Regions from separate parts of the Homo sapiens genome. Here regions 1 and 2 are each linked to region 3. The links are chromatin loops, found by intact Hi-C in ENCODE. Cell type or tissue: ascending aorta. All regions are shown on one strand.

The links. Hi-C counts contacts between places; a loop is a spot of excess contacts. Peaks named below come from ENCODE experiments on the same cell type or tissue, not always from the same donor. Only the 100,000 strongest peaks of a DNase experiment are listed, where the experiment ranks them.
Region 1: a loop joins it to region 3, with 2.7 times the contacts of the local background. A loop is called at or near these places in 10 of 110 quality-filtered maps.
Region 2: a loop joins it to region 3, with 3 times the contacts of the local background. A loop is called at or near these places in 20 of 110 quality-filtered maps.

Annotation. Positions count from the first base shown.
Region 1 is chr3:141,455,548-141,463,547 of GRCh38, reverse strand. It overlaps LOC124906291 (a long non-coding RNA gene), which reads left to right and starts at 7,663. Exons shown (of 2, transcript XR_007096120.1): 1 at 7,663-8,000. RefSeq lists an enhancer at 7,327-7,969. In ascending aorta, a CTCF peak has its summit at 3,250 (motif pointing left); a DNase peak (open chromatin) is centred at 3,247.
Region 2 is chr3:141,572,598-141,580,597 of GRCh38, reverse strand. RASA2 (RAS p21 protein activator 2) reads right to left here. Exons shown (of 24, transcript NM_006506.5): 12 at 7,875-7,989; 13 at 7,377-7,451; 14 at 6,531-6,654; 15 at 3,492-3,598; 16 at 147-230. Among named protein-coding and RNA genes, the nearest start is that of RASA2-IT1, 51 kb to the right of the region's middle. In ascending aorta, a CTCF peak has its summit at 3,930 (motif pointing left); no DNase peak of the experiment used is centred here.
Region 3 is chr3:141,871,379-141,879,378 of GRCh38, reverse strand. ATP1B3 (ATPase Na+/K+ transporting subunit beta 3) reads right to left here and starts at 2,736. Exons shown (of 7, transcript NM_001679.4): 1 at 2,469-2,736. The coding sequence starts at 2,577. RefSeq lists silencers at 1,942-2,511, 2,782-2,911, 3,782-3,841. In ascending aorta, a CTCF peak has its summit at 3,691 (motif pointing right); DNase peaks (open chromatin) are centred at 2,158, 2,828, 3,228 and 3,698; H3K4me3 peaks cover 4,687 bases; H3K27ac peaks cover 4,046 bases.

The DNA.
Region 1 (8,000 bases), 420 kb after region 3:
GCATTTGCTGCAGCGAATCTGTGGTAAACAGAGCAAGAAGGCCCACATTGTCACTGAGGGCCTTCAGAAACCAGTTATTTATTTATTTAGTTAGTTAGTTAATTATTTTGGAGACGGAGTCTTATCTGTTGCTCAGGCTGGAGTGAAGTGGCGTGATCCCAGCTCATTGCAACCTCCGCCTCCTGGGTTCCAGTGATTTTCCTGCCTCAGCCTCCCAAGTAGCTGGGATTACAGGCGCCCACCACCACACCCGGCTAATTTTGTATTTTTAGTAGAGATGGGGTTTCACCATGTTAGCCAGGCTGGTCTCGGACTCCCAACCTCAGGTGATCCGCCCATCTTGGCCTCCCAAAGTGCTGGGATTACAGGTGTGAGCCGCCATGCCTGACCCCAGAAGCCAGTTTTTTACACAGAGCCCTTGGTTGCCTGGTCAAGGCCTATGATCCAATTTTACTATGGCAATTGGTTATTTAAAGTTAAAAGGTAATTTATTTAGTTGGGTTTTGATTGGCCTGGATAATTGCCAAGGACTGCGACTGCGGCCATGTTTGTTGAACATGTTTGTTGTTTACCCATAACTCATGTCTTCTCTGTCCATGCTCATGGAGCCTCGATTCTGTACAGCTATTCAGTAACCATGCCACCACTGTCAATGGAGAACCCTCATAGGAGCCATCCCTTTCCTCTTTGCTAGGGATTGGCCTACTGTGAAGTGCTGAGGGTCTATAAGGAAGGGAGAGGGTCCTGTCATGCTGCACTTTCTTCTTGCTTTTGGACTCGTTTAAGGGTTGGATGCTTTGACTGGCTTTGGCCTTCTTCTGGCCATGAGGGTAGATATTACAAACAGAGTTGACAGGTGTGAATAAAGGCCTGAGTCTTTGTTGACACAGCTGGGCTTTGGAATTGCTTCCTTTGGGACACCTTGTTAAGGTGGTTTTTCTGTGGATTGCAGACTGAAGCTTCCTAACTGATACAGATACTTCTTCCCAGCTGACCTAACATAATCAGCCACAAAACAAAACCTTCAGCAAATAGTTGATATCAACACTCTGGTATAGTTATGGCTTCAGGCAAGATGCTGAACTCCGGAGGATTTCTGATTTCTTTTCATTGTGTCATTACACTACAGAGGAACTGGAAATTGATTTGAACAATCAGCATCAGGCTGGATGGCCAGGGAATCCCCTTTTCTGTCAAGACCACAGTCCTTTAACCTCAGAACCCGCTTCCTTTTTTGTTTAGTTCTTTTTCTCTCCCTGAAGAATTTGGAACAGAAATCCATCCATCCATCCATCCATCCATCCATCCATCCATCCATCCATCCATATCTATTAAGCCCCCTCCATGTGAGCATTTACCAGTGGGGGTGATGGGATCTCTGTGTGCACTGTGATGACTGGCATTGCTGTGGACCATGGACTGTGGGCTCTTTGGTTCACATCCTTCTCCTCCCAAAGCTAGGCTCTTTTGGAGGTAGCATCAGAGACAGTTCTGGATAACTCAGCCTAACAAAGATTTATGCAGTGCCAATTATGCCAGGGCCACTGCATTAGGTGTGGGGCAAAAGACATACTGCAATAGTGATATAGGAGCTATTGCATCAAAACATGCAGAATGAATTTTGCTGGCTTAGAAGAAAGTTTCTAAGAGGAGACTTAAGAAATGCTGTCTCAGTAACATTCACTTGACAAATGAGGACACAGATCCATAGAGCCTGTCACTCGTTTTACATATGTTAAAATTCATTAAGCTGCATGCAAGATTTGCATGCTGTACTGTGGGCATGTCTCACTTTAACAATAAAACCCAAAAAGTAGCAAAAGAAAAAAATGTCCTAAATATCTTTTACCATCACTAAAAGGAAGAAAGGCACTTCTTTGAATAAAGGGAATATTTGTAATATTTTACACATTTTAAATTCACAACAGTGGGAATGGTCCAATTAATTTCTATTTATCATTCCTCTTCTGCTAGAATCTCTTCATTTCCAATAAGATGCTTTTAAGTATGTGTCGTTTTTTGCAGACAACATGTAATAGGACAGTTATTATCTCTGTGTTAATCTTAGATTTCAGATTTGTGCCTTGCGATTGCTAGGTCCCACTCTGGGTCAGGAATGGTCACAAAGATTCAGAATGGCCTAGATGTTTGCACGGGAACAAGCATATCACACATCCATTGCCCAAAGGCTGTAAGGTTCAATGACCTGGCTGCTCAATTACCTGGTGCTTGGGTGGGGGACAGGCCATACATCCTAATGGCTCCTGTAGTTGTTATTTTCACCTGGCCTCTTGGCCCTGGCCAGTATGTGAAGTAGATGCCATCATGTGGCAATTCAATGGTCTGTAGGTGCCCAACTGCTTCCTGCCACATTTTACAGTTTCTTCCCCTTCACCTTTAATTGGTGGATGAGCCCTGGTGACATGTCTTTGCTCTGATGGTGGCCATTTGAGAGGGCTGGCAAGTCAGTCCATTATACATAGGTACTGTCTGTGGCTAGCTGTTGGCCCACAGGTAGCTCATAGATGCCTCTTGTTTTTGGGAGCTTGAAAGGTGGATATCATGGGAGTAGAGAGTAGAATGATGATTACCAGCAGCTGGGAAGCAGGGGTGATCAGAGAGGTTGAATAATGGGTACAAAGATACAGTTAGAAGGAGTAAGTTCTAGTGTTCAATAGCACAGTAGGGTGACTATCGTTAACAATAATTCATTGTATATTTTAAAATAGCTAGAAGATTTGAAATGTTCCCAACATCAAGAAATGATAAATGTTTGAGGTTCCATATCATGGTATCATTTCCTCCTCTACGAGGATCTATGTATGTTACCTCAGGCCACGTTGTGTGTGTGGGGTGTGTGTATGTGCATGTGTATGCACACGGGCTTGTGTCCTGGGGTGGGAGTCTCCTCTCAGTCATCCAGGCAAGAAGCAGGTGGATTAAGTTTATGATTGGGCTAAACACGGAAAAATACAATCCAAGGTGAAAGCAGAACCCGCTGTTCTCTGTGTGTCTTATTCTGAGTATTAATGTTAAACACCCTTAGGTTTGGGATATCAAAGCCTACTACTGAGAAAAAAAAAACTGCTGATGGCCCACGCACACTTGGTTAGTGCAACACTGCCATTTATCTCCTTCAATGAGCTAAGCAGCCATCAGGTTAAGAAGAGGGCAGGGGAGAGGCGGGCACAGCCTTATTGGGATGATGCTGTCCCGCTGCTGACTCCCAGCTGGTACGGCAGTGACCTCTGCTGGCAGGATTTTCCTCTCCAGTGTGCACAGAGAGTAGGAGTTCCCTCGGAGTCTGTGTGGTTCAGTAGTGTTCTTCAGAGAGATGCCCCAAGACTGATGCTCACGGAGAGGGCCGACTGGGCTTTCCTGCTAAAACTGTCACTAAAGGCTGGGGTTACACAGTCAGGAGTTGAGACAGATTCTTACCCTTGCTTCAGTGAACTTTCTCTCAAACACATATGGCTTCTTTACGTTACTCATTTTCAGATCTAAACATATTTCTTTAAAAATATGTTCTCAAAAAGAACAAAACAAGGGTTGCTGGGCGCAGTGGCTCACACCTGTAATCCTAACACTTTAGGAGGCCAAGGCAGGTGGACTGCTTGAGCCCAGGAGTTCAAGACCAGCCTGGGTAACATGGTGAGACACCATCTCTACAAAACATTAAAAAAATTAGCTGGGTTTGGTGGCACGCACCTGTAATCGCACCTACTCAGGAGGCTGGGGTGGGAGGATAGCTTGAGCCTGGGCGTTCAAGGCTGCAGTGAGCTGAGATCGCGCCACTGCACTCCAGCCTGGGCGACAGAGTAAGACCTTGTCTGAAAACAAAAACAACAACAAGTGTCACCCAAACAAATCCATGACATTTCTTGAGAATAACATATTTACAATCTGACAAGGTGATGTGAAAACACTCTCAAAACTTTTGTGTGTGTGTAGAGGACAGGAGCTGAAGCATCCTTTACAAATACATGAATCCTACTCCTCAATTCAGCACACCACATCTTACCCACAAATAAGTGTGAAATGCTGTTGTTGGACAAGGCCTTGGCAGAACTTTTTCTTACCTATCCTGACATATCTATAATGGAATACTCCAGGCTAGAAAGCTAGACAGCCAAGTTGAAGCCATCGTGATGGCTTTGAGGGTCCCTCATGCAGAGTTACTGACTAAGCAGCCCTTGTCCACAAAGCTCTCGTCCCCGTGGAACCACGTGGTGGCACTTGATGGCCATTCCCAGCCCACCCAACCTTCTCTGATCACCGTGTTTGTCCTTGGGGTGGGGCCCCTGCAGCTATCTTCTACTATAGGGCTCTGTCCCTTTCACCAGAGCTCATCAGATCATGGGAGAACCAGTCTCTTTAGTGGGGGTGGGGAAGGAGGGCCGTGGATTCCTTTGCCTGTGAGGTCCTATAGGGCTGGCTAGTATCTTCCATCCACAGGCAGGGAGAGGCAGAGAAGGCTGATGATTAGCACAGACAGAAATGAAGAAAGGTGACACGGGGGACACAGAGATGACAAGAGGTGGAGAGAGGGAAGTTTTCTGCTTCCTGTTTCCAGCTTTTCCCTGTCCTCCCTTAGTTTCTTTTTTCCTTCCAACATCACATTTTGCTTAAGCAACTAAAGATCCCTAAGACACGAACTTCTGTTTAGTTTGCATTTAATACACAGCAGAAGAATTCCAAAAAGTTTTACTTGAGAGCTCAGAATTGGAATTACCTTCATTCCAACTACCAAGAACCCTCAGAATATTGTATGGCCTCTGTTCATCATATTTTCTGGTTAAATAAGAGTTAAGCAGAAAACTTTTTTTCTCTTTGTTTATATCTGTATTATAAAAATATGTCTAAAATGTAAACACAAAAGCAAAAGATTAGAAACAAATGCTAGCCAATTATTAGACAATGGGTTAAACATTCATACAATGTCCCATGATTTGAGGGAGCCTAAACAAATTCATACAATGGAATACTATGCAGTCACTAAAAGAATAAAAGAGATCCATATGTCCCAGCATAGAAAGTTTTCCATTATCTATTGTTAAACAAATGAAATAAGGTAGTGAGTGGCATGTGTAGTGTGCTCTCATTTATATACAACAAGAAAAAGAAAGGAAAAAATTTGTAAGTTTAAATGCACACACACATATATATATTATATATATATAAAATATATATATGCTTAGATATGCATGGGATATCTATGGAAGGACACCCAAGATCTGGTAACAGTGTATACTTTTAGGGAGAAACCTGGGGGCAGAGAGGGAGGGAGACCATTTTTCTCTGTGTACCCTTTTGCAGTATTTGAAAATTATTTTTTCTGTGTACATGTATTAGCTTTTAAAATACATACATAATACACAAGTACACAAAAATGTATTATCTCTCTTTATACTACAATTACAGAGTAGTCATTTCTCTTAATCATACGAGTTCCTGGAACTTGAGGTAGGCAGATCTTCATACATGTCCACACTGGTTGGGTCACCTATTCTAACATGTTTGCTTTCATGCATAAAAACCATTGAGTGGCCAGGTAAAAGCAGGAAGAAGTGAAGGCTGGTGTTCCTGGAACCACACAAAGTGAGGGCAGAAGGGAAATGTGGAGAGTGTAGTCTGAGCACCAGTAAGTTGATATCTGAGGTTGAGGAACTGCCAGTCAGTAAACTGGGGCTGTCATTCCTGTGTGGATTGTCATCACTCAGAGCAGCAGAGTCCTTGGACTTGGGCCTTCACTTGCTGCATTGATTAAATGGTGAAAACAAGACCTTCTTTCCAGGTTCTTCTGAATAAAGATGAAAGTATGTGCCTGGCTCAGTTAGTCTTAGCTCGATGCAGAGTGTTTTGTGGTCATTTTGATAAATTTTTCTTTAATGTGTCCTGAAAGGAGGTGCGTACCCTATATTAGTAGAGATTCTGAGTGTCAACTCTGATGTTAGATGTCCTGGATGTGGATTCAGACTCTGCTCTTGAGAGGTTATCATTAGAAATATCTCTGCTCCCTTTGAAGACTTTTTATTTTTTTTTTTGAAGAGTGTGTTTTCACTTGTTTTGGAGAACTTGATTTCACTCAGCATGGATATCTTTGTCTATCAACTGGGGAGAACCAGTCTGAGACTGAAGCTAATGCAGAGGAAAGTAAGAGAGAAAAGGGACAGAGAGTGAGGGGTTGAGAGAGATATCATTTTGCTAGAGCCCTTGAATTCAGTTTTGCTTAAAGCCAGCTATATCCTCCCCATATCATGAACAACTGGGTTTCTATCTCTGGCAATGGAGAAGGTCTTGACTCAGTTTCCTCATTCTTGTGTTGAGATTTAAAAAAACACGTGCTAGAAACCGGCTTATATGCTTCCTTCCCAATCCCATCAGGTGGCCACCAGTCACCTGATCCTGATTTCAGATATGGTCTGAAGGTGTGGCTGATGAATAAGAGGGTTAGGGGGTTTTCCTAAAGGAAATTCAGGTGCTTTCACCCATAAACATAGAAAAGGACTCAGCAGGAAAACCTGTAGCTTTCCTCCACACTGGGCAGGATGTAGTGGAAGACTTGTACTCACTGATTTTTAGGGTGGACGCTATCAAAAATTCTGAGAGGCAAATGCCTTGTGTGGGCAGCTGGAAGCAGTATGGTGAGCTTGGTTTCCCAGGAGGTTTTTCAGAGAAATGAGAGAAGTAGGAGTGACTGTGAAATCACTGAAGGATTTTAGTAGGGCTCTGGAGATTGGGTCCCAAGGTTCTTCCCTCCATTTTCTCATGCCAGACTTGTGCAGCCTGGCCAGATTTCTGTGTGGCCTAGGTGTTTCCTCACTGCTCAGGAAAGAACGTCCTATTAGTTGTTTGAAACTGAAATTGGCCAGTGAGTTCTACTTCTACCATGCCTGCTGATGCTCCTTTCCTTTCTGAAGAGGCTCTTCCCCGTTAGGGTGACCCATCGTCCTCATTTGCCTGGGACTGTCTCAGTTTTAGCACTGAATGTTTTGCAACTTGGGAGAGTCTTCAGTGCGAGGCACACCAAGGCAGTTGGTCATCTGGAGTGGCGAATCGGCACACTTCATAGATGACTTGCATTTGACCGCAGCATGCTGATGCTGGGAACATCCGGGAGGAGCTCGCTGGCTGACGGCAGAGGCAGAATTGAAAACGGCTGAATCCAGAGAGCTGTGGTGGGGCTGGAGGTCAAGGCAAGCAGAGGCGTGAGGGGCTGTCTCACACAACACTGCAAGGAAGAGGCTTTTGATGGGGCCTTTGAATTAGGTATTGAGAAATGATCACGTCTGTGGATGGGGCTGGGGTAGGGATGGGCATGAACGTTTCAGCATGGTCAGGAGCTTGTATACACAGACAGCGTGATGAGAAGCCAGGCATTTTGGAGAGTGATGACAGCCGCCCCCTCAACACTCGCAAGGCGGGGAGCAAGTGTACAGATGGAGGCGTATATATCATGTGTCTAAATATTTAAAAGGTATAAACCAGGCTAGCAAGTTCTTAATTAAATATATTCTGTTCTCCTCCCTTGACAAATATACTTTCACAGCAATCTGGAAGACCGTGTTGGAATGTGGAATTCCTAGTTTCTGGCATTTCCTGCAGGAACGAGACAGCAGGGGAAGAGGTGGGCCAGATCTTCTCCCATCCCCTCCTCCCCTCACCCTGCTCCCTCCCAGGCTGCTAGGGGCCTCAGGCACACATGTGGACGCTGAAACTCCATCACAAACTCGGTCCACAACCCCTGCAAACAGCTGCCCTTTGGCTGCCCCAGGGGTGTGGCACTGGCAAGGAAGCGGCCAGAACAGGCCTTGAAAGTCTGCAGGGAATTCTCAGGTTCTGGGTACCAGAATGCGGTCTCTGGGGATGGCGTGGACATTGCGGGGGCACATCCCTGTTGGCCCTGCAGACTCTTTGCCCCGTGCGGCGGGGCACCTGTGGAGGAGGGCAAGCACGGAACGCTCCTGCCTAGGTCTGAGAATGATACTGAGTCCCGAGCA
Region 2 (8,000 bases), 300 kb after region 3:
AAAAGACAGCTATTGTGTCTGTGTGTGTGTGTGTGTGTGTGTATGTTTTGTTTTTAATTTGGAAGAAGGTAAGTCAAGGATAAGGGATCATAGGATGTAACAACATTTAGAAGTGTAAAAACAAAATAAAAGATGTAAGGACTTACCTTGCTTTTGGACAGACTCCCCCAGCTTCCCAAAGTTTGTATAGTTTTTGAGATGAGAGTTAATGTTCTAATTGTCTGTGCATCCTAAAGAATGTAAAAAAGACCAAAACTACTAAGTTTTCAAGAAAATAGTTTGTATAAAAAAGTAGAATAGAGTAAATGGACTACATTGCTGTAAAACAATGACTCAAAAACGTTCAAAACACACACAGTTAAAATCTAGCTAAGGCTGGGTACAACTCACCAGCCTAAGGAATTAAGAGACTAAAGAAACCATATATAATTAACAATTCTTCCCAAAGTAATTATTAAAGATGTGGTGCTTTTAAAAGTCATATATATATATATATATATATATATATATATTTTTTTTTTTTTTTTTCTTTTTTTTTTCCTGAGATGGAGTCTCACTCTGTTGCCCAGGCTGGAGTGTAGTGGCATAACCGCAGCTCACTGTAACCTCCACCTTCTGGGTTCAAGCGATTCTCCTGTCTCAGTCTCCTAAGTAGCTGGGATTGCAGGTGCCTGACACCACACCTGGCTAATTTTTGTATTTTCAGTAGAAACAGAGTTTTGCCATGTTGGCCAGGCTGGTCTCGAACTCTTGACCTCAGGTGATCTGCCTGCCTTGGCCTCCCGAAGTGCTGGGATTACAGGCATGAGCCTTTTGGCACCAGCCAAAAGCCATAATTTTATCAATATTATATATAAGTTGTTTTGTACAGTATGGCACCTTGGATTACCTGGCAAATTATAGTCACTTCTGGAATAGTCACTTCTACTTTACTACCTTATAACTTAAAATGGCAGTTTTAGGTGTTCCAAATTTTCTGTGCTCAGCTCACCTCTAAACATATTCAATACTTTAAATGGCTTTTGCAATTAACTCTTTTCACCATGGAAGCAAAGACCTAAATTCAGCTTAGGAAATGTGAAGTCACCTAGTTATTTTTGGATCTTACCAGAGGGTGATTATTTGGGTCTATTATCCAAGAGGTTTTTCAGGCCTGTCTATCTGAAAGAAGTAATATATAGTAGCATATAAAATTGACTAAACGGTGTTCCCTCAGGAATCTTTGCTCCTTCATTTTTTTAAAAATTGAGATATAATTTACATATGACAAAATGAATAGGTATTAAATGAATACCCTGCTGAATTTTCACCAATCCATACATTTGTGTAAGTTTCTATCAAAACACAGACCATTTTTATTTACGGATTCAAGTAAACAGTATCTTGCATCTAAAAACATATCCAGAAAAATTTAGATACAGAAAAGCTTTAGTTTGATTTTTGGCTCCCATTCCTTGATATTTTAGTATCCCCCCAACCCCCACATTGAAAACAGGCAATGAATGTGAAGGGGAAGAGATGACCAGAATATAAGGTAATCTGGAAAGGAAGGAATATCCGAAATATGATCCTTATAATATACTTATAAAGTAGATACACACCTAAATTAAGTCTATTCAGAAAACATTTTAGCTGTAACATCTGGGATTTCATTACATCTATAAAAGGTCCCTACAATTCTCTGTCTTTGAAGAAAATAATATTCTTAAAGATGTCCTGGCACCTGCACTCATGTTTCCTGCAGCACTATTTACAATAGCAAAGTCATAGAACCAACCTAAGTATCCACCAACATCTGTTACAGGAATATGCAAATTCAAGTATGAATACAAGGCAGACTCACAAGTTCAGAAGTAGGTGTTCTGTTTATGTCCAGAATGTTGCTACCACGCTTTCACTGCCTCAGAGTTCTGTGCAGCTTTAGTAACAAAGCCACAGAATGGACAGCCCTGTGAACAAAAGGACACTGGCCCACTCTCTGCTGGGGCTACTCACAGACCATTTATCCTTTGGCAAGAAAGGGCGTGGTGCTGCCACTGCAACATGGTTCTATTCAGTTCTCACAAAGTTAAGTGAGTGTCAATGTCATGTAGCCGTTGAGAGAAGAAATGGGTATTCAGAACCTGGTTTAACTCTAAAACTCATCTGTTTTCCCTACACTATTGAGCAACTCCTCTTGGCTGTGAGTTTCCTAAGGGCAAAGAGTATCTTACTCATCACTGCATCTCCAGTACTGAGCATGGAATGATACATTATAGGTACTTGAACATCTGTCTAAGAGGTTGGAAGGGATAGGATTAAGCTCACAGATGATAAAGACTGACTGAATTTGAATCCCAGTTAAATCCAATTCAAATCGAGTATGATCAAATCATAATTTGTCAGTTGTGTGAGCTTGGAAAAGTTACTGTATTGTGATTTCCTTATCTGCACATGTGGATGATAACAGAATTTACCTTACCAGGTTGCTAGGAGGACCAAATAAGTTAACACATAAAGTAGTTAGAACAAGGCCTAGTACAAAGCACTAAATAAATGTGGACTATTGTTATTATTTGTTATACAAATCAGCAACTAGGAGCAATTAGGTAAGATTATAAAGTATTTGGAACATAAAAGCTTAAAGAATCAACCAAATTACACCATATAAGAAGGAATCAGAAGTATAGCAAAAATAAAGAATTTTAAAAATTAAGAAATAAACATGTAAATCTATGCAGTGGAGATTTAGATTTTTGGTAATTAAACAGGACTCCAGAACAAAGTTTATATGCTTAAGAAATTTTTAAATCTCATGTTTACAGTATTACCTCAGGTAAATAAAAAGTGAAAATACTGATATATTTAACAAGTTATATTCCAATAAAAGTTCCTACGCCTTTCACTATACTGCATTCTTGGTTTCTTTTTCTGTTTTTACTGTTAATGCTTATCCAGTTCACCTGCCATTTAATATTTTCTAATTATATGCTTTCAGTTTCATTGCTACTGAAATCTATCTTAGATGCTGTTTCTAAATTAAATGGAATTTCTCTTGTAGCCTTCTTTCTTAGAGAAGAGCCTCTTCAAATTTCTGTGCAATTTAAAAATATCTGCAAAATTAACCTATTTTAATAAATCAGGAAAGTAGATTTTGTTTAAATAAAAAACCTATCAAAATGAAACCTGTAACTAATGAAAAAAAACTTATGGAAATTTACAAACACACACAGTAGCAGATGAAAAAATATAATAAATCCCCTTTGTACTCATCACCAAGCTTCAATAATTAACAACATTTTATTACTCTTGTAGAACATCTTTTAACAACAACAAAAAATAGGATTATTAGCCTCACTTGAAAGACTGAAATGGCCAAGAAAAATGCTGAGTAAATTTAAGTATCAGTTATAAGAAAATACAGCCTAGTGAAATTGGTTTATTTTATCTTTTCTTCATTTTAATAAAAATTAAAAAAATGGAATAAAGCTTTCAGAAGAATGAACACTTACTGGATGATGAGGTCGCAAATGAAAAGTATGAGGTGATACTACGGCTACAGCAAAGAAACGAAGAAATACAAAGCTGCTCACTGCAGAATACTGAACATGAGGGTCATCTGCAGGAAAAAAATGGTGAAATGTCATGCACAAAAACAATTAAAAAACAAAGATGATAAATTAAAAAATATAGAAAAGACATGTAAACTAGGAGAGCAACATAATTTGTCTAGTAAGAACTGAGTTGATGAAATGATAGTGATATTTATGACTCAATTAAAAGAAAACCCCTATGATTAAAAAAATCCAAAAGAAATAAGAAATAATATGAAAAAAGACAAAGCTGCTAGGTTTTCAGAAATATTTTAATTTGAAAAATACCTCTTTCCTCACCTGCAAGAAGAGACTGCTAAAATTACAACAGAAATAAAAGTAGTATCTAGCACTACCTAGTGGTAACACTGAATCCCTTAAGAGTATGATACAAGGCTACTTTCAGTTTTAGGTTCTTGTTTCAATATCCCCCCCAAAAATCTTGATAATATCAAAAGTTATGCAACAAAAACAATTAGGCAGAAATGTTTACTTTAAAAAGCTATCAACAGTCCATAAATAAAAATGCAGATGAACTGAAGACTACTGGTGGCTTTGATCATTCACCTACAACTTTCGTTTCAGACTGGAGTCAACAATTTACCCAACAATCAGACAGATGGTGGTGAAGCAGATGGTGAGGGAAAGAATCTTTAGGTTTGGTTCGAGTTTTAACTCTTCTAAGTCATTCAGTAGGTAACCATTAACAAGTCGTTTAATTTGTCATTCTTTAGTAATATCTGCTTTCTACCTGCTGTCTGCTCTGCCCTCCTTCCCCCATTCTTCTAGGGTAGTAAGAACAACAAAAACGAGAGAATATGAAACACTTATGGCAACAAAACTGTCACTACTATAGTCTACTGAGGATATGATAACCATATTAATAGTTAAGTCAACAAAAACATAACTAAAGAGATACATCTGCATGTATATAAAAACATAAAGTGTTGGCCGGGCGCGGTGGCCCACGCCCGTAATTCCAGCACTTTGGGAGGCCGAGGCAGGTGGATCATCTGAGGTCAGGAGTTTGAGACCAGCCTGACCAACATGGAGAAACCCCATCTATACTAAAAATACAAAATTAGCCAGGCGTGGAGGCACATGTCTGTAATCCCAGCAACTCGGGAGGCTGGAAACCTGGGAGGCGGAGTTGCAGTGAGCCGAGATTGTGCCATTGCACTCCAGTCTGGGCAACAAGAGTGAAACTCAGTCTCAAAAACAAAAACAAAAACAAAACCCAAAAAAACCCCATAAAGTGTTTAAGATCATTTATATAAACAAGAATTAAACTGCTAAAACAGATTTAAGGCCAAGATCACCAGTTAGTATAGAGTATAGTGAATGGCAGCATGTAGTTTGGAGTAGACTAGGCCCAGGTTTGAGGCCCTGCTTGCCTGTTGGCCACGCCACAGACCTTGGTAAAGTTACTCAGCTTCTCTAAACCTTAGTTTCTCACCTAATGGGAGTAGTACCTACCTCATGTGGTTTTGTGAAGATGAGAACAGGAGACAATGGAGGCTAACACACTAACACTGTGTGTGTTACTAAGTAGTCAATGTGGTTATCATGATTTAACTATTTAAAAATATAATTTCAATGAGCATTTCACCTTTCCGTGTGCCTCTGGCTCCCCTTATTTTTGTTATGAAGATTAGATTTAGTTACTTATTTGCAACTATAATTAGCAAAGACATTTAGATCTAAATTTATCTACATGTTAGACAACTCAGCCCCACTAATTTAGTAATGGGTCAATTTAGTAGAAGTGCAGTTAACTGCACACATGTGTGTACAGGGTGAGCACATGCTTAAAAGAACATAAAACTGCAAAATCTCTTCAGATGGTTACAGAAATAAACTTACAGTTTTGCACAGCTGGTTAAGACTGGTAATTTAAGTACCTGCCTAATTTTACCCTCCTACCCACCACCTCCCATTATAGACAGATCTGGAAAGCTACCTATAGCAAGTTTATTTACTTATCAGAAATATATTAAAATGTGAATAATTCTAAGTATTAGCAGCGACAGTAACACTTAATTTTATGAAAAGTTTCTAAGCAAAACCTTGACATAGCTACTTTTTCAAAATTAAAACATGCCAGTTACTGATATATGTACCTTAAAACTCTATGTATGTTACAACAGAAAGGTTTCTAATGTCTAAGACCATTTCTGTAAAAACCTCTCACCACCAAAACCTTATTAGCATTCTCAAACTGTCAAATCTAGTCAATTTTATGGAACTAAAGATTCTCACTATCTGAATGCATGCAGCTGGAAAAGATAGTTGGTATAAATAACAAAGGTATTTTTAACTCTCATAAGCATCTGGTATAAGTGCTTACTTATATAATGTTACAGTTCTGAATTTTTGCCTTTCTTTAATGGTGATTTTGATTTGCTCTTTGTATAAAGTTGCATTATACTGAAATAAAATGGAATATGTATTTTGAGATTTCAAGAAAAATCAGATTTCTTATGAGAAAGATAGAATCATTTTGAAAAACTAAAGAAGGTTGTACTTAAAAACCTTAGGCTGGGCGTGGTGGCTCACGCCTGTAATCCCAGAAACTTTGGGAGGCCGAGGCGGGCGGATCACGAGTTCAGGAGATCGAGACTATCCTGGCTAACATGGTGAAACCCCGTCTCTACTAAAAATATAAAAAATTAGCTGGGCATGGTGGCGGGCGCCTGTAGTCCCAGCTACTCGGGAGGCTGAGGCAGGAGAATGGCATGAACCCGGGAGATGGAGGTTGCAGTGAGCCAAGATAGCGCCACTGCACTCCAGCCAGGGTGACAGAGCAAGACTCCGTCTCAAAAAAAATAAAATAAAATAAAATAAAAATAAATAAATAAATAAAAACCTTAAATATCTCACAAACCAAACATGTAATTAATATCTATAAAAAAGTCAAAGAAAAATAAATGGCATGTTTTAGTAAAACAAGGCACTTACTAGGAAATCTCTGAGTAGCCATCTGCCTTAGAGAATAAAAGATATCACACATTACAGTGGGGCAGCTCATACTTGATTTTACAATTGTATTGAATAACTTGTCTACATAGTAGCGCAGATTCTCCTGCAGGATTTAAAAAGGTAAACATTAAGATTTTGATGTTCACACATCTTCAATAGCCTTCATGAAAGAAAAATGTAAGAAAATGAGGTTTATTAGACAGTCACTATCTAACATTTTTTAAAGTACTGTTACCCTTTTCCAAACTCATTCAGTTTAAGGACAATTTACATACTGACTTAATTTAATAAATTAAATTTAGATTTGCTAGGCGTAAGAGGTGAATCTATGAATAAACCTCACAAGAAGCAAGAGGGAATAAAATGATCCAAAAGGAAATCACAAAATAACTCGGATACACAAGCACAAGGACATTGTGACACTATTATCCACTGCAATAAAAATTTGTGACCCTAACACAATCATTGTTTTTTCAGAGGCCACTGAAACTACTGACTGATAAAGTCACTGTGTCACTTAGCCTGATCAGTTTGAGCCCAAAGGAATGGCTAGAACGGGGGCTGCAACTAGCTATAGCTTAAGTTCACTATTGTTACTAGAGCCAAAAAGAGACAATCAAGAACAAAAATAAAGTGAAACCACTGAGGAAATAACATTCTAAAAACTAATCCTAGGAGCTGGAAGTGCTGCTAATAATAAAGGCTTATGTGAAGAATAAACAGCACTGCTTCCCTCTATATGGCTTTATCATAATGTAAGTGGGAGAAAGGTACACCATTAAGACCAATTTTAATGCAATTATAAATAATATAACAAGGACTTACCTTATTATTTTCTACATTATCTCCCTCTTTCAATTTAATAGGATCGATTTCACAGGATTTTGAGGAGTCACATATCTGAAAAATAAATTTTTCAGTTAATGATTTTTTTCTAAGTAGTCTGACAAAATGAAAATAACTTATTTTTCTGATAATAAAAGTTAATTATAGAAATTTAAACTGTAGCAAAGCGTAAAATGTCCTATGCAGGGATAACATATACAATTTTCTTAAAACATGATATCAAAAAGTATTTGTCATATATTTGAAACTCTAGCTAAAATAGAAATCCCATAACAAAGAAATAATGTAGATTATACTATACTGTACCTTTTGAGTAAAAATCCATTGACAGAGAAGTAAATAATTTGCTTCTAAAGTGTTCAGTCTATTTTTTCAGTAACACATGAATGAATAAATCCTTCCCATCAATAGATCACTTGATAAAAGAACAACTATCATAAGGCCACAAACTATCATTGTTGGAGATATATTCTGTACCTCATCAAGAATAGGTTTTAATGTTACTTTCAGGTAGTGCCCTCCCACTATTTTCATCATCTCATCCAGACATCGGGTAGCCAGGGAATTTCCTCTAAAAATTGTGTTTGCATCTCTGAAATAGAA
Region 3 (8,000 bases):
CTGGAAAGCACATGAAAACAAGTTTTCAAAATGTAAAAAGTACATATGAATGGCCTAGAAATCCCATCGGTATAAATATATACCAAGGAAATAAATGTGCAAAAATGTACATGAAAAGGGTGAATATAGGGAAACCTGTCTAAAAATCTTTAGTAACATGGAAAGATGCCCACAATATACTCAGAATATAAAACAACACTTTATGATCCTTTTGTTTTAAAAAAAATGTTATACACAATTCAGTAACATATATACCAGAATGTTAATAGTATCTCTGAGGTATGATGACATCTGGCAGCAAGCCCATACAGTCCCTTCAAGAGAATTAAAAAAAGAATCCTTCCTGGCAGACATATCCCCAGAGGCACAGAGCTCTCCAAACTGATCCTGCCTTTGCAAGAATTAGAACAAGGTGCCCCTTCTCTAGGCAGACCCAACCATGGTCTAGGATACACAGCCTGGCAAGCTGAATATGGATTTCGGCCTCCTCTCACGACTCCCTCACATATCCTTAGAGGGATACCCTTACATTGGGACAGGATTATGGTTAATTTTCACCTATATATGCCATTCTTCACTGACTTACTATTATTACAATAAACAAAAAATTTACTGATAAGAGTAATACTTATCGATTTTGAAGAGATTGACTTAATCCTTCCAAAATGAATCCCAACTTCACTTGTACTAGTTTTACAGTCCTTACACATTGCTCTCTATTTATTTGTGCATGTTATCTATTTAAATGCATTGACTCAATAAAATAAAATCTCTACCCTAGGTCATACAATACAAAGGTTGAAGAGCACTATCTGCAGTAAGAAATGTCATTCTAACACAAAGTGGAGTTACTCCGTTCTGGAAATGAGGAAGCACTGGGGAAGGGAGAAAGGGAGGAAGGTAGCCTATCAAAATTAATCTCTCTCCACCACTCAAAAATTTCTTCAGCAAAAAGTTAGTACACTCTAGAAACAAGCAATTAAGCTTTATAAATGTTCATCTTTTGTTCCCATGTAAGTCTGGATGCAAGATTTATTTCTTCATCACACTAGTGGGTTCCCAAAAGAAAACAGCAATTTAAATAAAAATCATGAGTGATTACCATGCAGTTAGGCAAGGCATCTGTAAAATAATACAACCGCTGGACTAGGATTAAAGGAGAACTGGGTTCTTTTCTTGGCTTTGTGGCATATGTAATTTTACACAAGGCAAAAATCACAACCTCTCTGGGTCTCATTTTTCTCATCTCTAAAGTGGGGGTTGGGCTAAAAATCCTCCAAGGCCCCTTTCAGCTTGTGATAAGACTTCAAGTCGCCTTTTCACCCTGAAGGAGTCCATTTCAGTCTGCACCAACAGTTTATTTTCTGAGTCACAGCTTATTTCTCCATGCTTATCCTAAAAATGTTGTGCCCAAATAGTTCTAAGCTCTCGAGATTTATTCCCACTCAGAAAGAAATGGTCTTTCAAGACCCACTAACAAAATGTTTCAAAAGGATTTAAAAAGGTAAAATTAGTTTACTTAAGTATAAAGGCAAAAAAAAAAAAAAGCTCTAGCCTGCATTCAGAGATTGATACAATTTTAGGAAAAAAAGGCATCCTAAAGCTACTCTACACGGTAGATGGTTTAAATATATTAAAACAAAGAGCTCACGCATAGAAAAAATCTGCTAACATACAACCATCACTCTCCTGTTTTGAAGACACGGGAAAAAAAAAAAAAACCTGTGTTGTTCAGACAGGATTTACTTTCCCCAAAGAAGCAAATTTGTAAGGAAGAAAACCTCTGTAATTAAAAAGGAATCCGGGAGGAACCAACCTTTTTAAGGGCCTTTTCACTGTCCAAATTCAAGTGCATTTTCTTGTACAATGTACTTCTGTGATTAACTCACCGCTACACGTTTAAGCAACCCACACCCACACTTAACACTCAGTCGCACTCTTCCGACCGGTCGGGGTGGCAGCGTGGACGAGTCACAAGATAGCGGCGGGAGTGGAAATTTCCTCTCCCCTGGAGTGGGGCAGGGTCTGGCTTCTCCGAACCGCTCAGCGGGCCGGGCGCCTCCGCCAGGGCCTCTCGGGCCGGAGCGCTCCGTACAAAGGAGGCCCGGGGGCTCGGCTCCTGCACTCTCGGGGCCCGGCTTCGGGCAGGGGTCCCCGGCTTCCGGCGCCGCGCCGGGCGGGAGGCCCGGGCAGCACGTGCGCCCCGCTCCCAGCAGGGAGGGAGGAACCAGCGCGGCCCGGCCGGGCTGCCCGCGGGCCCCGCTGCTTCGGGAGCGAGCTGCGGCCAGTCCGGCCGGCCCGGGGAGCAATGAATGGGGCCGCACTGCGCCGCCGCCGCCCGGGTTAGGGTCGGGCGGTCGGGAGCCCCGGCGCTGGGAGCCGCCTCCCGCCTTTCCGTTCCCACCAGACCGCGCCCGGCGCCCCCGGGACCGAGGCCGGCCCCGGACGCCCAGCTGCTGCCCGCTCACCCCAGCTCTTGGCGGTGCGCCCCAGGAATTCTCCGGTGGTCGGGTTGTAGATGAAGAGCTTCCACTCGGCCAGGCTCTGGTTGAGGGACTTCTTCTCGTTCTTCGTCATGGTGTGCGCGCGGACGGCGAGAGGAGCTGCGGCCGCGGGGATGGAGGCGGCGAGGGCTGCGGAGGCGCGTCCCGGCTCCGGCGGCGCAGCCCGGAGACGGCAGTGAAGGGTGGGACGGCCGAGAACACCTCCTCGTTACGGGGAGTACTCGAGCCGACTGCGCCGCGCCGCGCCGGGCGGCCGCTTGGGCCGCGGGAGCCTGACGTCTCCGCCCGCCGCAGCCAATCCCCGCGCCGCTCGGCCCGCGCCGCTGCCGCCTCCCGCCAGCGGCCGGGGCGCTGCCTGAGGCGGCGAGGGCGCCCCACCCCGCCCCGGCCCCGCCCCGCAGTAGCCTCGGGGGCTCCCTCAGCCTGGGTCAGAGGAAGCGAGAAGAAAGTCTAAAAATCCGAAGGTTTAGTCGCACGCACGTTTATAATAATAGCAAAAGGCGGGCGTCCCCGCGCCGCAGGTTGCTTAGGAGGAGGACTGGGTTTCCTGGGCGTTCCTGGGCGCCGGGGCGCTGAGAAGATGCTACCCGCGGCGGGCGGGTGCGGAGAGCACGAAAACGACTCCAGTCGGCCCGCGGCTTCCTCTCTGAGGGAACTTAATCGTCCCCTCCCCGAACTGCCTCCCCGACCGTCCCCAGGCGTTCTCTGGGCTCTGTGACGTTCCTACAGGACGCTCTCTGGGCTCTGTGACGTTCCTACAGGACGCTCTCTGGGCTCTGTGACGTTCCTACAGGACGCTCTCTGGGCTCTGTGACGTTCCTACAGGACGCTCTGCGGGGGATCGCGCGGGGCTCCCACAATGTACACGGTGCACTGCTGTTCTGAGAACGTCCTCGCTTGGCTCCCTTGAAGGGTTCAACCGGGAGCCTCGGGTCAATGGGAATTCCGTTCTAAATATGCCAGTGAATGGAGTATAATTTTTCTCGGGATTCAGTTGAATTTATCAATGAAATCTAAATACGTGCTTTCCCAAGGGTCCTGGCAACTGAAAGCTCCCAGCTTTTGCCCAGACGCTCCTACTCTTAACCCACAGGAAAGGAACACTCGTTGGAGGGTCCACGCCTGTGTAGTGTCGCCGGCTTTTCATCTCCCCTGTAGAGATCGCGGCCCTTGGGCGGAGCTGAGGGTGCCGGTAGCGTTTTCCTCCGCGAGATGGAGCTGACGAGTACGGGAGGGGGGGTGCCCTCAGACTCAGCGACAGGATAAAAGACTTTATAGGAATTTGCACAGAAGGTGCGGGGTGGGGGAGGTTGTTGTTGTTGTTGTTTATTTATTTATTTTTAGAAAAAAGCTCTGCCTCCGTTTTATTAGCAAATAAAAATTATGGAGAAATGTAATAGCCATCTTATTGTTTGGAGTGATGAATTATAATCTGTCTGGAAGTTTAAACAGCCTGCAAATGGATGAATTTTCCTTTTTCCTCACTTTTCTTACCAAAGCAAGAAATAATGAATTATACCTCCCACAAATGGAAAAGTGGTAAAATATATTCCTATAAAGTGCTTTTTTCACGCTTAAAAAAGCTAAATTTATAATTATGACATTGAAAATAACCAAAATCCATTTACGTTTTGAGCTAATGACACCAAAAGATTTGTAGAAGCATGTTGGAGAGTTTGGCATGAAATGAGTATTAGAAATAGCAAAGCACCATGCAAGCAGACTGGAATGCACTTCTTTAAATCATAGGCAAGATTGAAAGAACTAAAGAATGTTACCTGCCGGGCGCGGTGGCTCACGCCTATAATCCCAGCACTTTGGGAGGCCGAGGCAGGCGGATCAGGAGGTCAGGATCGAGACCATCCTGGCTAACGCGGTGAAACCCCGTCTCTACTAAAAATACAAAAAAATTAGCCGGGCGTGGTAGCGGGCGCCTGTAGTCCCGGCTGCTCGGGAGGCTGAGGCAGGAGAATGGGGTGAACCCAGGAAGCGGAGCTTGCAGTGAGCCGAGATCCCGCCACTGTACTCCAGCCTGGGCGACAGAGCAAGACTCCGTCTCAAAAAAAAAAAAAAAAAAAAAAAAAAAAAAAAAAAAGAATGGAAGTAGTTAACTATTTTCAACTCATTACAAATATAACTACAGGTTAGAGGAAACCTAAAATACTGGTAGAGTTGATAACAGGCTTTTTCATTTAGGTAAGAAAGAAAGATATTTAGAATGAAACAAAACCTGTCCGCTTCATTTACATTGTGTGTGTGCATGTATGTGTGTGTGCGCTAATAATAAGCGTGCTTTGATAACTAATCACCTGGCACACAAAGAAAACGTGGTAAACAAGAATATTATGAAATAGTGTTTCAAAGATATTGGCTGCTGTCAAGGATTTGTAGTTTGTGTATGTGTGTGTGTATATATATATATATATATATATATATTTTTTTTTTTTTTTTTTTTTTTTTTTTTTTTTGAGATGGAGTCTTGCTCTTGTCGCCCAGGTTGGAGTACAGTGGCTCGGATCTTGGCTCACTGCAACCTCTGCCTCCCGGGTTCAAGCAATTCTCCTGCTTCACCCTTCCAAGTAGCTGGGATTACAGACGCACGCCACCACGCCCAGCTAATTTTTTTATTTTTCAGTAGAGATGGGGTTTCACCATGTTGGCCAGGCTGGTCTCGAACTCCTGACCTCAGGTGATCCGCCCGCCTCAGCCTTCCAAAGTGATGGGATTACAGGCATGAGCCACCACGCCCAGCCTGTTAGTTTGTATATGTTTAATGGTCATTAATATGACTTTCATATTTAGTGCTTTGTGGTTTTCCAAATAAGGATTTAAATACAAATATATAATTCAGTAAGCAGTTTTGAAACACATGACTAGTTCAGTATAGTAACTAGGTCCAACAGATTTCAGTTTGGTGAAATTTTTACATTCTACTCCAAAACATGGAAGCTATTTGTTTCTCTGATATATGGTAACTTGAGCATTACCTGGAAGAGAAAATCCTGTGTGTACTGGGAACCACTGGTCTACCAAGTATGAGCAGATAACATTTAATTACAGTTACATTCTCTGTCAGTTTATTTTACTCTAAGTTTCTCCTTTGAAGGAGAAGTTACTTCGCTAGAGAAAATACAGAATGCCTACCTAAATTTAAGTCCAGATGGATGATGGATTTTTTTTGGTATACATTCCATGCAATATCTGGGACATAGCTACTCCCCCAAAATTATTCTTGTCTGTCTGAAATTCAAATTTAACTAGAAATCTTGTTTTTGTTTTTGTTTTTTTGGAGACGGAATTTGATCTTGTCGTCCAGGCTAGAGTGCAATGGCGCAATCTCGGCTCACTGCAACCCCTGCCTCCTGGGTTCAAGCGATTCTCCTGCCTCAGCCTCCCAAGTAGCTGGGATTACAAGCATGTGCCACCTCACCTGGCTAATTTTTGTGTTATTAGTAGAGACAAGGTTTCACCATGTTGTCCAGGCTGGTCTCGAACTCCTGACCTTAGGTGATCCACCCGCCTCGGCCTCCCAAAGTGCTGGGATTACAGACATGAGCCACTGCACCCAGCCTATCTTGTATTTTTATTTGCTAAATCTGACAGCCCTACCTGTAGAGGATACTTAGGAATTCCACAGTAATAATAATGATCTCTTATAAATAATTAAGTAAGTCCCAGGCCCTGTACTACTTGCGTAGTGTGATTTATTTCTCAGTCTTTACAAATACCCTAATGGGGAGGTACTGTTTCCCTAATTTTGTAAATGAGGGAATTACATTTACAAAATCGTAATTAAGTTTGTAATTAATTCTCTAATTACAGTTACTGAAATTAGAGAAATTAACTCATCCATGGTTAAGAAGCTAGCTAATGACAGCACCTGGATTCAAATACCCACCTCTCCTCCACCACCCAATACCATTAATACCTCTACAGTAGGCCGGGCGAGGTGGCTCAAGCCTGTAATTACAGCACTTTGGGAGGCCGAGGAGGGCGGATCACGAGGTCAGGAGTTCAAGACCAGCCTGGCCAACATGATGAAACCCCGTCTCCACTAAAAATACAAAAATTAGCTGGGCACAGTGGCGGGCGCCTGTAATCCCAGCTACTCGGGAGTTTGAGGCAGGAGAATTGCCTGAACCACGAGGTGGAGGTTGCAGTGAGCCTAGATCATGCCACTGCACTCCAGCCTGGGTGATAGAGCAAGACTCTGTCTCAAAAAAAAGGCAGAATGTTGAGTTACTGAAGCTGGGTGTGTGAAAAAAAAGAAGAAACTTTTTTTTTGAGACAGGGTCTTGCCCTGTTTCCCAGGCTGGAGTGCAGTGGTGCAATCATAGCTCACTGTAGCCTCCACCTCCTGTACTCAAGTGATCCTCCTCCCTCAGCCTCCTGAGTAGCTAGGACTACAGGCATGCCACCACACCTGACTTATTATTATTAATATTATTATCATTATTTGAGATGGAGTCTCGCCTTGTTGTCCAGGCTGGAGAGCAGTGGTGCAATCTCGGCTCCCCACAACCTCCACCTCCCAGGTTCAATTGGTCAATTGATTCTCCTGCTGCAGCCTCCTGAGTAGCTGGGACTACAAGTGCGTGCCACCATGCCCAGCTAATTTTTGTATTTTTAGTAGAGACAGGGTTTCACTCTATTGGCCAGGCTGGTCTCGAACTCCTTCGAACTCCTGACCTCATGGTCCACCCACCTTGGCCTCCCAAAGTGCTAGGATTACAGGCGTGAGCCACCGGGCCCGGCTACATCTGGCTAATTTTTATTTTATTTTTGTAGAGATGGGAATCTCACTATGTTGCCCAGGCTGGTCTTGAACTTCTGGCTTCACTTCAAGCGATAGTTTTGAGTTGACCTCCCTAAATATGGAATTACAGATGTGAGCCACTGTGCCTGGCCAAAAAGAAGTTTTTTATGTGAGGAAGACTAGCCCCTTTAAATTATCAGGCCCAGAGAGGCATTGAAATTAAACACATGGAATGAAACTCTTCCTTGAACTAAATCATTATCTCTTGAAGCCACTTCATTTCTGTAAACCAATGCATTCCTGATGAACAACTTTTGCAATTGTCCCTTTCTCCTGATTCATCCTTTTTTCTTTAAAAACTTGAGCCTCTCCTTTGTTCCCTGAAGCACTCGCCAAGACAACCTGGAAATGTGTCCTGGGCTGCACTTCTCAACCTTGGCCTAAATAAACTCTCTACATTAATTTTGCCTAAGCTTCTTCCTTTTAGGTCAACAGGTGATGGGTACATGAGGTTCATTATACTATATTTGCTTTGTATATGCTTGGAATTTTTCATAATATAATGCTTTTAAAAATTGGAGAAGATGTGAAAAAGAAATTGGGGACAAAGGATGGCCAATTTTCCTGATACACATTTTTGTGGTTCTTTTATTTGAAAAACAACCAAAAGAAGGTATAAATTTGGCTGGGCGTAGTGGTGCATGCCTGTAATCCCAGCTACTTGAGAGACTGAAGCACAA